Regions from separate parts of the Homo sapiens genome. Here region 1 is linked to region 2. The links are chromatin contacts, found by Hi-C in ENCODE. All regions are on one chromosome and are shown on one strand. The core of a region is the stretch at or near the end of the contact, and the rest is flanking DNA. Distances in the headings are between cores, read along the strand shown.

What was found. A loop is a pair of places that touch in the nucleus more often than their neighbours do. Pooled maps may share reads with other maps.
Region 1: a loop to region 2 is called in a map of cardiac septum, with 1.8 times the contacts of the local background. The contact joins two enhancer-like sites. A Hi-C loop is called at or near these places in 3 of 168 maps with a recorded cell type or tissue (Right ventricle myocardium inferior, cardiac septum and endothelial cell of umbilical vein) and 5 of 50 pooled maps.

Annotation. Positions count from the first base shown.
Region 1 is chr4:123,890,050-123,896,431 of GRCh38, forward strand. The region is part of intron 4 of LINC01091 (long intergenic non-protein coding RNA 1091); the gene reads left to right. Among named protein-coding and RNA genes, the nearest start is that of LINC01091, 240 kb to the left of the region's middle. Within about 2 kb of position 3,467, at least 6 of the 41 ENCODE cell types and tissues checked have a DNase peak (open chromatin) inside an H3K27ac peak, as active enhancers do.
Region 2 is chr4:123,783,896-123,790,103 of GRCh38, forward strand. All of the region lies in intron 3 of LINC01091 (long intergenic non-protein coding RNA 1091), which reads left to right. Among named protein-coding and RNA genes, the nearest start is that of LINC01091, 140 kb to the left of the region's middle. RefSeq lists an enhancer at 793-962 and a cis regulatory region at 878. Within about 2 kb of position 1,821, at least 10 of the 41 ENCODE cell types and tissues checked have a DNase peak (open chromatin) inside an H3K27ac peak, as active enhancers do.

The DNA.
Region 1 (6,382 bases), core at 2,217-4,716, 110 kb after region 2:
TTTTATATAATCTTTATATATATAAAAGTTTAATTTTATATAATCTCTTCCTTACATCTAGAGACAGAATTTGGGAGCAAAACAAGATTTTAGAATCTGCCCATTATAAATTCCTAAAAAGATGATGCCTGGAGAATAGCCTCTTCTCAAAAACCAAAATACAACCATCATCCTAAAAAGATGATGTCTGGAGAATAGCCTCTTCTCAAGAACCAAAATACAGTCACTTTATCCCTCAAATAATCAAACTTTAACTTAAAAAATGTTTGTCTTTCAGTTGACAGTGGTGTTACTTTTCAAAATGCTTATTATTCTTAAATTTTCATTCCATTAAGACACATTAATACATTTCCTTGACATTAGTAAGAGCCATGCCAATTTATTGTGGTGAAAATAGATAGGTATAATTTCATGTTAGATTATAAAATACACCCTAATGACTCTCAAATGGATTGTCAATTCTTTTGTGCTTAAAGAAGATCTATGTATTTGACATGTTTTGACTTTTTATATATGATCTTCAGCCAAATAAAAGAAGATACTGCAAGATCAATGAAATGTATGGATGATGATCTGAAACTTTATAAACAAACACACAGTGGACCTCTAGACTCTATCTTGAAACTTTTCTCTGTGTTGTGTTTTAAAAATCCAGATAAGATTCATAAAAATGAAAGAAATGTAATATGATTAAGAAGGAATTTCTAAAATTTTAATAAAACCAAAATTAAGAGGAATTATTAAAAATACATATTCCTATTGCTGTTGTAATCTTTGTGTAGGAATGCAGAATAAGCTTACTCAATGTTTTCTTAAATTAAATAGTTATTAATCTTCCAGATATCACCATTTGTTGGAATTCAAGAGTTATGAATGGCCCTCACCATACCAATGCTTTCTGACTGAACTCCTCTCTATGCTAAATGCAAGAGACCCAATAGTTAGGCAGGTATAACTTCACCCCTATTCAGCCTGAAGAAGTTACAGAAGACTGATCGTCGTCCCTCTGCAACCCCTAGGATTAAGGGTTCTCTTATAAAAGGGAGGGGGGAAATGTCAGAGGCATTAGAACCAGAGCAACTCCATTTTGAATAGAGGCTGAGGAAAATAAGGCTGAGACCTGCTGGGCTGCATTTTCAGGAGGCTAAGGCATCCTAAGTCACAGGATGAAATAGGAGGTCCGCACAAGATACAGGTCATAAAGACCTTGCTGATAAAACAAGTTGCAGTAAAGAGGCCAGCTAAAACCTACCCAAACCAAGATGGCAATGAGAGTGTCCTCTGGTTGCCCTTACTACTACACTCCCACCAGTACCATGACAATTTGCAAATGCCATGGCAATGTCAGGAAGTTACCTATATGGTTCAAAAATGGGAGGCACAAATAATCCACCCCTGTTTAGCATATAATCAAGAAATAGCCATAAAAATGGGCAACCAGCAGCCCTTGGGGCTGCTCTGCCTATGGAGTAGCCATTTTTTTATTCCTTTACTTTCCTAATAAACTTGCTTTGGCTTTAAAAAATAAAAATGAAAAATACATATTTCTCAGCTTATCTTTCTATTCAAAACCTCCCACTTATGGCTTTCTTGTGTGTCTATGTATTTGTTTGGTTTAGTATTAACCAATTGACTTAAATGATGACAAAGGAGAGTTGGCATGCATTTGCAGTCGGTGTGTAATTAAGAGGATGTAATTAAGGATTATTGCTGGATGTATTTACATTAGGGATGTAATTAGGAAGAAAGAAGAGTCAGTTCAATAGCCAAGGAATGGATGCCAATATGTGCTTGGAAACTCAGACACTGAAATGTATTTCTTTGTAGGAGGAACTTCCTTGGTCATCCCAGTCATGTGCTGTAAGGGCAATGAAAGCAGTGGAATAAGGAGGAGTCTGGGAGCCACTGTGCCCAGAACCATCAGCCTCAAGCAAATCATCTTCCCTTGTCCTCTTGCTCTCATCTTACCCTTCCAGACAAAATCTATGGTGTACTATTTTTATGTGCGTTCTTATTTCTCATGAGTAGACACATTAACGTGATGAGTTTAACCATAGGTCATTTTGTTTATGAGTCTCTGGTTAAATGTTAATAGCCTGAAGTCAAGTATCAAACAAGAATTTAGAGCTAAAGATCTTGCAAGTTGTACTTACTGCCTATCCAACAACGTTAGGATCCAGCCAATCCTGTTTCTTTATATGTTTTAATGTTATCAAGAGTGAACACTTACTATGCTTTTTAAATGCCAATAACTGTTCTGAGCATCCTGGATATGTTAACTCATTTAATCTTCATGATGTGCACATGAGACAGCTACTATTATTATAATTTCTATTTTAAGGTTGAGGAAACTAAGTCAATAGAGAGGTTAAGTAATTCACCCAAAGTCACATAGCTGGTGAGAGGCAAAGCTAGCTATGACTGCAGAATCTGTGCTGTTAACCACCATACCACCATCTGTGCCTTTTTACAGTTGCTAGATAAATCTTTTGTGATCATCTCTTATCATAAGAAGGGGTAAAAATTATTGGATTGGATGTATGCTGCATTGTTCATATTGCATAGACAGTGATGGAGAGTTTTCTCCAACTGTGTAAGTCTGTTTTTTGTTCTGAATATACAGCTTGCGCCACTACAACATCACTTGACATACTCTCTAATATCACCATGCAGATTCATCGTCATCCTGTCTGTCGTGTGAATAACTCATAGCCTCAAGATTAGCACAATAAAAAGATTCTTAATAAAACAACATGAGATTCTACTCAAAGACTTGAAGGAAGCTGATCTCATGTCCATTAAACTGCTAGTTGGATCTGTTTGAAAAACTTCCAAAGGGTTAGTATATGTGTTTCAGTGCAGTGTAACGAAAATTCAGGACTGGTGGGGGATTTAGTAAAAGTTAAAAGAAAAGAGAAGTTAAAATCTGAAGCAAAGCAGACTTTTCAGAAACAATTTCTTGTTCCTCAGTTATATGGAGCCTTCATATGTAGAGAAAGGTTAACCTTAGATAGAGCTTGCCCTGCATATCAGTAATCTTTATTATTGAGACACAACAACTTTATTTCATAATCATTTTCTTCCGGCCAACCAGCTGTGATTACTCAAGGAAGATTAACTAAAACCTGATGGATTTCAGCCCCTATTCAGCAATGCCAGCCAAATACTATAATTACACAGGATGCAGGCTGAGATAATGTCGACCTTGTACTTAGAGATTGTCCTAGATAAGTTGAACGGTCAGATTTGCAGGTCGGGTTTTTCAATCACTGGGGCTGTATCTGTAAAGGGAAAGAGACAGCAAAAGAGGAAGAAAAGCAAGCAAAAGACCTCTCATCATTTTAGCCATCCTGAAAGAAAGCATTTAATAAAGACAAAGACTTCAACAGATAGGAGTGGGTTCACCAGTGCAGATTTTAGAGGCTGTGTGGAGGATGTATCGTTCCTAAAGTAAATGTAATTTCTGCCCCTCCTGAGTCCATGTATTATGTGGATGGGGCGTGTGGGAGCCTTTCCATTTGGCAGTTTGCACGGCACGCTGCTGATGTTATGAAATTTACATTAAGTTGGAAAAACAGTCTTTGTCATACCTTGTCCTTTTGGAGGAAATGGATTTCCTTAACAAGAGCACCACTTTATTTCCCCTATGAATTCAGATATGGAACACATTGCTGCATGGCGTTCTACCAAATAGAAAGGCTGCTAAGGAAGGGCTTATTATTCTAAAAATTTTAATGACCCAGAAGCAAAATATTTTTGGTCCTTATATTGTAGACATAAATGCTTAAGTTCAGATTTCAAGTGCCAAGACCTCTGAGATATTACTGTTGGAACTCAACCAAAGATGAGGGATGCAGGAGGTATTTGTTAATGGTTAATGAATAATTCCCTAAATCATTTGGTTATTAACTAGTTCAAAATGCCTCACCTCTAGATCTTTGTAATTTTATTAAACTACGCAAAAGTTTCCCTGCTTTAATAAACTTTAAGTTAAATGTGAAAATATTTTACATATATCAAATGTGCTTTCCTTTTAGTTTAATGATTTCTGAAATGCTGCATATTCAGACCTTTGTGCCTTTGCCCATGGTCCTTCTTTTTTAAGGGATAGCTTCGTTCCTACTCATTTTCTCCTAGTGAACTCCTATTCATTTTTCAAAGCCTACATCAGGACAATATGTTTTTGTTATTTTTATTACAATGTTTCTTTTTCTTTCTTCTAGTAATTAATTGCTCCTTCCCCTTTGGGTTCATGGTATAATATTCCTTCCTCCATTATACTGTGTATCACGTTTTATTACTATTATTATTTTTATTAGTTAATTGGCCATTTCTCCAGCTAGAGCTCTTTAAGGACATTGATGGTGGCTTATTTTTCCTTTGATCACTAGCATAAAAGAACCAGGAACATGATAGGCATTTAATAAATGTTTTTTTGAATGCATGAGTGCATAAGTAAATAGTGAAACAGGTTATTCTAAAGAAACAGGTTAGTTTTTAGAATAGCTGCTAAATTTTTGATCTTTCAAAATATCAAAGAAGATTGTGTTTTTAATATGTAAGGCCAATTGTAGACTCGGAAGCTACTGAAAGATGATATTGCTCTTTTTTTTTTTTTTTTTTTTTGAGACGGAGCCTTGCTCTGTCGCCCAGGCTGGAGTGCAGTGGCGCAATCTCGGCTTACTGCAAGCTCTGCCTCCTGGGTGCACGCCATTCCCCTGCCTCAGCCTCCGGAGTAGCTGGGACTACAGGCGCCTGCCACTGCGCCCGGCTAATTTGACATTGCTCTTAAAAGTATGTTAGAACACTTCCTTATTCTTCATGCATCCATAGAGAAAAGGAAAAGTCTTCTTAACTCTCCGGAAGAATTAATCAGAGGAGCATTTCTAACTTCTTTCCACCCACTCACTCACTCTCCTTCCACTGACCATTGAAAATGGGGGAAGAAAAAAGGTACGGTTGGCTCAAGGTTTTCTGGATCCTCCCCAAGTTTCTTTGGCTCTGCTGTTTACCTTCTGGCAGTCGCAACAGAGGAAACCAGCATCTTTAGATGAGTGAGTGCTATGGATTGAATGTGTCCTCTCAAATTATTGTGTTGGAAACTTAATTGCCAATGCAATAGGGTAGGGTCTGATGGGAGGTTTATAGGTGGAAGGGACTAATGCTGCTATAGAAAGGTCTTGAGGGACTGAGTTATATCTCTTCAGCTTTTCTGCCATGTGAAGACATAGAGTTTGTCTCTCCCTTGCTCTTCCTTCTTCTGCTGTGTTAGGATGCAGCAAGGAAACCCTAATCAGATACTGGCATCTAGATCTTGGACTTTGCAGCCCCTAGAACTGTGAAAATACAGTTTTAGTGGCCTGGTGTGGTGGCTGACACCTGTAATACCAGCACTATGGGAGGCCGAGGTGGGCAGATCATGAGGTCAGGAGTTCAAGACCATCCTGGCCAACATGGTGAAACCCTGTCTCTACTAAAAATACAAAAGATTAGCCGGGTGTGGTGGCGGGTGCCTGTATCCCAGCTACTTGGGAGGCTAAAACAGGAGAATTGCTTGAACCCAAGAAGCAGAGGTTGCAGTGAGCCAAGAAGAGGCCATTGCACTCCAGCCTGGGCGACAGAGCAAGACCCTGTCTCAAAAAAAAAAAAAAAAAAAAAAAAGAAAAGAAAAGAAAAGAAAATACAGTTCTGTTCTTTATAAATTACCCAGTGCATGGTATTCTGCTCTAGCAGCACAAAAACAACTAAGGCAATCGGTATTTTCAATGTAGGGTATATTATTAGGCCTGCAGAAGAATGTGGCTTAATCAGTAACCTAAAGCTGTTCATTTTTATTGATAACAAAGGTAATACTTGACCTTAATTTATCTGACTCCTATGTTCATCTTTACTAAGCATCCAATCTCAGGTAGGGGAAAGGAGGCATTAATTATTGTTCCCTACTACTACCAAATAAATCCAAAATAATGTCTCTAGTTGTACATTCCCAGAATATTGTGGAATTACAAAATTTTAGTGAACTCTTACTATGAATACACTGTAATTAATTCAAATTTAATATTTTAAATTACACAGTTGAGGCAGAGATACCAAACAATCTTATTTACTAAAAAAATTATTTGAGAATCACTTAATCGTCAGCCTTTTCAGAGAATGACGTCAGGCACGTAGGACTTGTAGAGGTCTAAACCCTCATCCAGTACAAGTGTTGAATAGAGACCACATTCTGGTTGAAGACACTAAGCCATCTTATTTCAGCCTGAATCTAGTAATCAGAAGCTCACTAACTCTTGATGCCTCCTGCTTGCTAGTTAGATAACTCCAAAGATTAGAGAGTACATTATTTTATTGAGTAATTTTTTTCTTTGTAAATTTTTCTAAT
Region 2 (6,208 bases), core at 571-3,070:
TTGCCAAGTATGGAGGGTTTAGAGCAAGTGCATGACAATACCAAAGCAGAGTTCTTTTAGAATAATCAAATGCTGCTAACTGGGTGTGTGATTCTGAGGGAGACAGCCTATTTTCATGTCTGATAGAGTTCCTTTGAATGGAGAATATGGAAGATCCTGTACTTTATTAGGTGGCCCTCTCTACTTTAATTATCCTGATGCCTGTCCTCTGAGTCTTTCTCATTCTCCTCTCTTGTCTTAATCCTGATTTAAAAGGAGGATAAGAAACATAAGCAGATGAATAAAAATAGCAGCCCAGGAAGCTTTGCATTGATTCATTCTACAAATAGTTGTTAAATAAATACATGTGCCAGACACTATTCCTGATCTTTTAAAACTTGTGTTCTTGTGTGTGTGTGTGTGTGTGTATGTGTATGTGTGTGTGATGCACATAAATAAACTATTTGATCATCAATAACTTTTCACAGTAGTATCTTCTCACACTAGTGAACATTTTTGGGGTAGTTTTGGTACAGGCATTTAGGTTGATTTTTTTTTCCTTACAAAGTTCCTGGTAAGTTTGGAGGCTGGGAGTTTGATTATAGAAGGTATTATTAGTGCCTGTCTCTTAATTGATCAGAGGTTTTGCTATACTAAAATGACCGTTCTTAAAAAAGTGTTTCCGAAGATCTCTCAAGCTTTATAAACCTTCATTTTTGTACATGTTGTAACTGTTTGCTGAAAAATTCATTCTGTAGGTGGCTGAAACCTCCAGGGGGCTATGCACTGGGTGAGAGAAGTGAAATAGGATGTGGTAGGAGAGTAAATGGCAAAACAAGGGAGAGGAAAAAACATCCTAGTTTTCTTCTGCCTGGAAATAAACATGCAGGAAGCTTTAATATCAGTAGCAGCTGTAGATTTTTTTTAAGTTAAAAGTTTTGGAGATAGTTGGAAAAACAAAAACAAAAACAAACCACATCTGGAAACATTTCAAGCAAAGGCAATGTAAAAAATGTGTTGGATGATATATTAGGAGAAGAGCTGGTTGCAAGTAACACTAAAATTTAAAATGAGATCACTTATTTCTCTCTTATTTTATGCCTGGAGGAAAGAAATACAATGTAAGTGATCAAGGCTTTGTGGAGCAAAGCCTCAAGGATCTAGGTGCCTCATTGCTTGGAGTTTTACTACATAAGGCCTCTATTTTTAAGATAACGTCAAGGTCCAAGAAGGCTGCTTCAGCTCTAGCCATCACATCACTTTCCAGGTGGCAGGAAGAAGAAAGATGATGAGCCTACTCTCTCCCTTTAAGGTTATTTGGCATAGGTTGCATGTATTACTTCAATGTGCATCCAGAATTTAGACAAATAGTCACAACTAGGTGCAAAATGGCTAGGAAATAAGAGTATTTCAAATACCCAACTAAAGTTCAGGGATTCTATTACTATAGAAAATGAAAAAATAATTAGTGACAACTATTACAGTTTCTGCCACGGATAACTTTCACTTTTCTCTCTGTCCCAAGTCTTACAAGTCTATAATTTTAAATCCAGTCTGAGCATGTTTTCAATGAAACCTATTCTTTCCAATTTGTTTCTGAGTAGCAAAAACACTTTCTAATGCCCTGAGACACATTGCAGGTGAAGAATGGAATTAGGAAAAAAAGGAATGGCAAATGGATTTTCAACTTGCTCTGGGCATCACTAAAATTCCACAGAAACAGTAGCATCATTTCAGCATGACCAGTTCCCCTCATTCACAATGACTTTAATGTTGCAAAACAATTCAGATTCCTCAGGCACCTGGCAGCTGCGTGCCTGACTCAGTCTTTCAAATTGAGACACAGTTGGGACCTCAACTCCTGCTGCCTGACCTGCAGAGCATTTTCCTCTCCGTAGTTTTAGGAGGTGTCATCAGCCCAGTAGGGGAAACTCTTGGCAAACCCAAGGCGTTTTCCTTCCAGAAACTCAATGATCCTGCCTCTGTGAAAGGGCCAAATTTGTCAGTGGGAAAAGAATTTTAAGAAGTATCATGAAATAAACTGTGTTGCCATGCTCTGAATATTGACCCTTAGTAATAAAAGGTTCTTACATTTTCAAACATGGCGTTGGAGTCATCTCTTTAAATAATTAGCAAGAAGGGAGACAAGATGCAGGAGTTCACTTGGCTCTTTGAAAAGGAAAACTTTAAAGTCAGGTACGTTGGAAAAAAGTGAATCAAAACATAGGTACCTATAATCTTTCATAGTAAAATATTGGGGTTATTTTTTCTAAGATCCTACATGTGAACAAAAGAGGAGTGCCACAGTCTTGTATGTGCCTATATAGATGATATTTATTCTTAGGCATTTTTCAAGTTAAATATTTATTACTACTAGAGAGTTGCCCTGTTCTTCAATTATTTTTTTTCTTGGTCTCTTCCCTCACACAATTTAAAAATGATCCAAATGTTCCACTCACTGAGTGTGGGAAGACATAGAACAGAAGGAGGGGAAGAATGACAGAAACTCAGTGAAGGCCTTCAGAACCGTTTGCCAAGAAACGTTTTGGAGAGGTTAATGATACTTGAACACTAATGCTCTTCAGTTGCTTTTACCTTGAAGACATCCAGCTACTGTGTGTAGTTTAAACTACCTATCTACAAGCAGCAATTCTAATTATCATTGCCTCTTCTTATACCCAGAAATATTTGGCTGGATCAAGTTAGTTCTCAGATGTTGGTCAGTTTTCTGAGTTTTAAAAAGCGTTACTCATTACAACATTTGGAGCCTCCATTCTTTGTCCTTTACGGACATGGTAATATCAGTTTCCAAATTCAGAACTGTGACAGCATTCCGGTGGAGTATCCAAACTTGTTTTTATAGTCTTGGACAGAGAAGAAAAGAAAACATACTGGATAAAGTATGAGGAGTTTTTCCTTCTGCTAAACTCCCCCCACCTCCCGAACTCAACCAGAAAGAAACAAAATTAAAAACAAAGGAACCAGAAAATAAATGTGTGTCTGGGAATCTGATGGATTAGTTTCCTCCTAATATACCTGCTTCAGTAAATGCTTGCAGGAGAAATGTTTGCCTGTTCCTCAAATGTCATAGCTTTCCTTTGGTCTCTCTGGGTGGATCCAATTTCTCGGCAGTGTGATGTATTCCTTGTTGTTTCCAGTATTTTCAATGAACAGGAATCATCTGGTATATAATCCATGGCTGGGCTGAAGGCTGAGTGCAGCTGGCCACAGCTGTGCTAGAGTAGCCTGAGAAGAGAACTGCTCATATAAGGTTGTTTAAGAAGGTATTTGCAAGTGGAGCAGACAATGGGCTCGGTGCCAATCTCAGTCAGTGACATGGGTTAACCTTCTGTAGGCATTATGTGGTCATTGGTGGCCACAGAAGTGGACTTGAAAAGAAAGTGGAGTGTTCACTACCCGATGGCCTGTTTCACAGCTGAGTTTCAACCTCTTTGTGGCCAGATGAGCCTAATATAGTAAAAACTTTTTCATTCATTCTCGCCTTTTAAAGCTTTTCACTACAAATTTGTCTTTGGAGAAGTCTTAGCAGTGACACCACTTTTCCATTAATATTGGAGTGTATATTTACATGGACTCTTTAAATAATTTGTGTCTGATTGATTCTGAAAAGCATGCAATGTCTTTTGTGTGGGAAGAGCTAGTTCTTATAGAGTGCAAATTCATGGCATGCGGATGCTCTGGGGCAGCAGGAGAGCAGGAATGATTAAGACAAAAAGAACAAAGAGGATGAATTGGCAGAAAGGGCTTGGAGGGTATGTTTGGCTTTAGACAGACTAAAGGAAGGACACTGAATTCATAGAGTAAGGTGGTGTTGGGTGTCATTAGTTAGAAAGGAAAAGGTCAAGTCCCTAGAAAAAGCTATACGCTAGCAAGAATTCTCCAGTACTAAGGAATTAAACAGGCGGGGCCTGGACTCAAGAAGATGTAGGGGTCCCTGGATGGAGGAGACACTGAGACAATCTTTTGGCAAAACAGAGGATGTTTTCATTTTTTCCTTTTTTGTACTGATGACTGTGTGTAGGTGCTTGCTGCCAAAGGGAGAATTGTGGGCTGTCCCCTCCTGATTTAGCAATGCCAGAGGTAGTCAACCTTCTGAGAAGAACTTATACACATCTACTGTGAAGTTGGTAGTGGCTCTGTGATTCTCTTATTTTGAAAATTCACTGCCGGGTGAGTTTTAGAAGTTCTTTAGTACTTTACTTAAAATTTTCCCCCCAAATTAGCAGGGAATAATTTAAAATCATTTTCAAAATTCAGAGAAGTGGTTAAAGATTGTTTACCCTACCCACTGCTTTTCTTGCAACTGAATAAGACAGCGTATTAGGAAAAATGAAGCATCAGAATTGAACAGTACTTACTAGGAAGTTCAGTGTGTTCTGTGGTATTGTAGTGTACATTTTCCTGAGAAGGCTAAATAAACCAAGCCCAACTGGCATGCGTAATAAAACAAAAAATTGATATTGTAGTTAAGGAAAAAGCTATGAAGATAAAGGCAGCTTGAGATAGACATTTCTTGATGGCATTAACAAAGGTAGTACAGCTTGAGCTAAGTCTCTTAAACTATACTGCTAAGTAGTGTGGGAGGTAGTGGCTATTCCCTCTATCTACTGCTCTCTTTTTCTCTCTGTCTCTATCTCTCTCCATATTTTCAGAGTAGTGGACAAGTGTGTATGATGAGTACAGGTGGAAATTTGCCTGCAAGCCCAGTGAGAGGGTCAGCACCTTCCCTGATTAGGTCAAAGCCAACAAGGATAAGGGGCAGGACAAGTTCTTCCCTCTTGATGGGTGCCCTGAAGGTCCAGGACTTCAAGCAACTCAGGCCAAGAATTTGCTTTCAGTATCCTTTATACAAATAAATACAGTTAAATTAGATGGGCTGGTCATACTGTTCATTGAGCAATAGCAGTTCTACTCCTTTACACACACTTAACCCTCTGTCTTCATATAAAGAACTTCCTTTTAAATTCATGCCTCAAAAAATTATAAGAGTTTCATGCATCTTTCAAAAATGAGTGCTCATTGACTGCTTTTGTGTACACTTTACCAAACTCTTAACTTATGCAGTAGGAAAAATTTAAAAGACATAATTCTTGCCCAGTGAATGTCTTAACACATATAGTAACCTAAGGTATGTATTCCAGTATAAGAGCTATAGAAAAAGTAACTATGGGCTAGAGTTAGGGGAATTAGAAAGACAAATTTTTATGAAAACCAAACATTATATATACCAAGTTTTCATGGGCTCTGGTGTCTGATTTTTTTTCTGTGCACCTTTCTTGATATTGTTAGCTATAGATACTTAGGCATGGGTTGATAGATACATATACAGGTTGAAAGTTGATACACATTCTTATTTGTTTCCCACAATTGTTTTCTCTTAATTTAACGAGGCCACCAAAACCAGTGGGGAAAAGCCAATGTGGAAATTTTTGAAAAAAATCCCACATATAGTATTCACATTTTGAATGAGAAAACCCAGAGGAAAAAAAGGTGCTCAATACATGGGGGATGATGGAAAAATATTTTATTATGACGTGGCCTTGACCAGGCTACTATTTTTGCTGGACTAGAATGTGTTTTGTTATAATTTTTCATTTTATTTTATTTTATTTTATTTTACTTTAAGTTCTGGGATGCATGTGCCGAACATGCAGGTTTGTTACATAGGTATACGTGTGCCATGGTGGTTTGCTGCACCTATCAACCTGCCATGTAGGTTTTAAGCCCCGCATGCATTAGATATTTGTCCTAATGCTCCCCCTCCCCTTGCCCCCCACCCACTGACAAGCCCCGGTGTGTGATGTTCCCCTCCCTGTGTCCATGTATTCTCACAGTTCAACTCCTACTTATGAGTGAGAACATGCGATGTTTGGTTTTCTGTTCCTGTGTTAGTTTGCTGAGAATGATGGCTTCCAGCTTCATCCATGTCCCTGCAAAGGACATGAACTCATTCTTTTTTATGGCTGCATAGTATTCCATGGTGTATATGTGCCACATTTTCTTTATCCAGTCTATTATTGATGGGCATTTGGGTTGGTTCCAAGTCTTTGCTATTGTAAATAGTGCTGCAGTAAATATATGTGTACATGTGTCTTTATAGTAGAATGATTTATAAACCTTTGGATATATACCCAGTAATGGGATTGCTGGGTCAAATAGTATTTCTGGTTCTAGATCCTTGAGGAATTGCCACATTCTCTTCCACAAT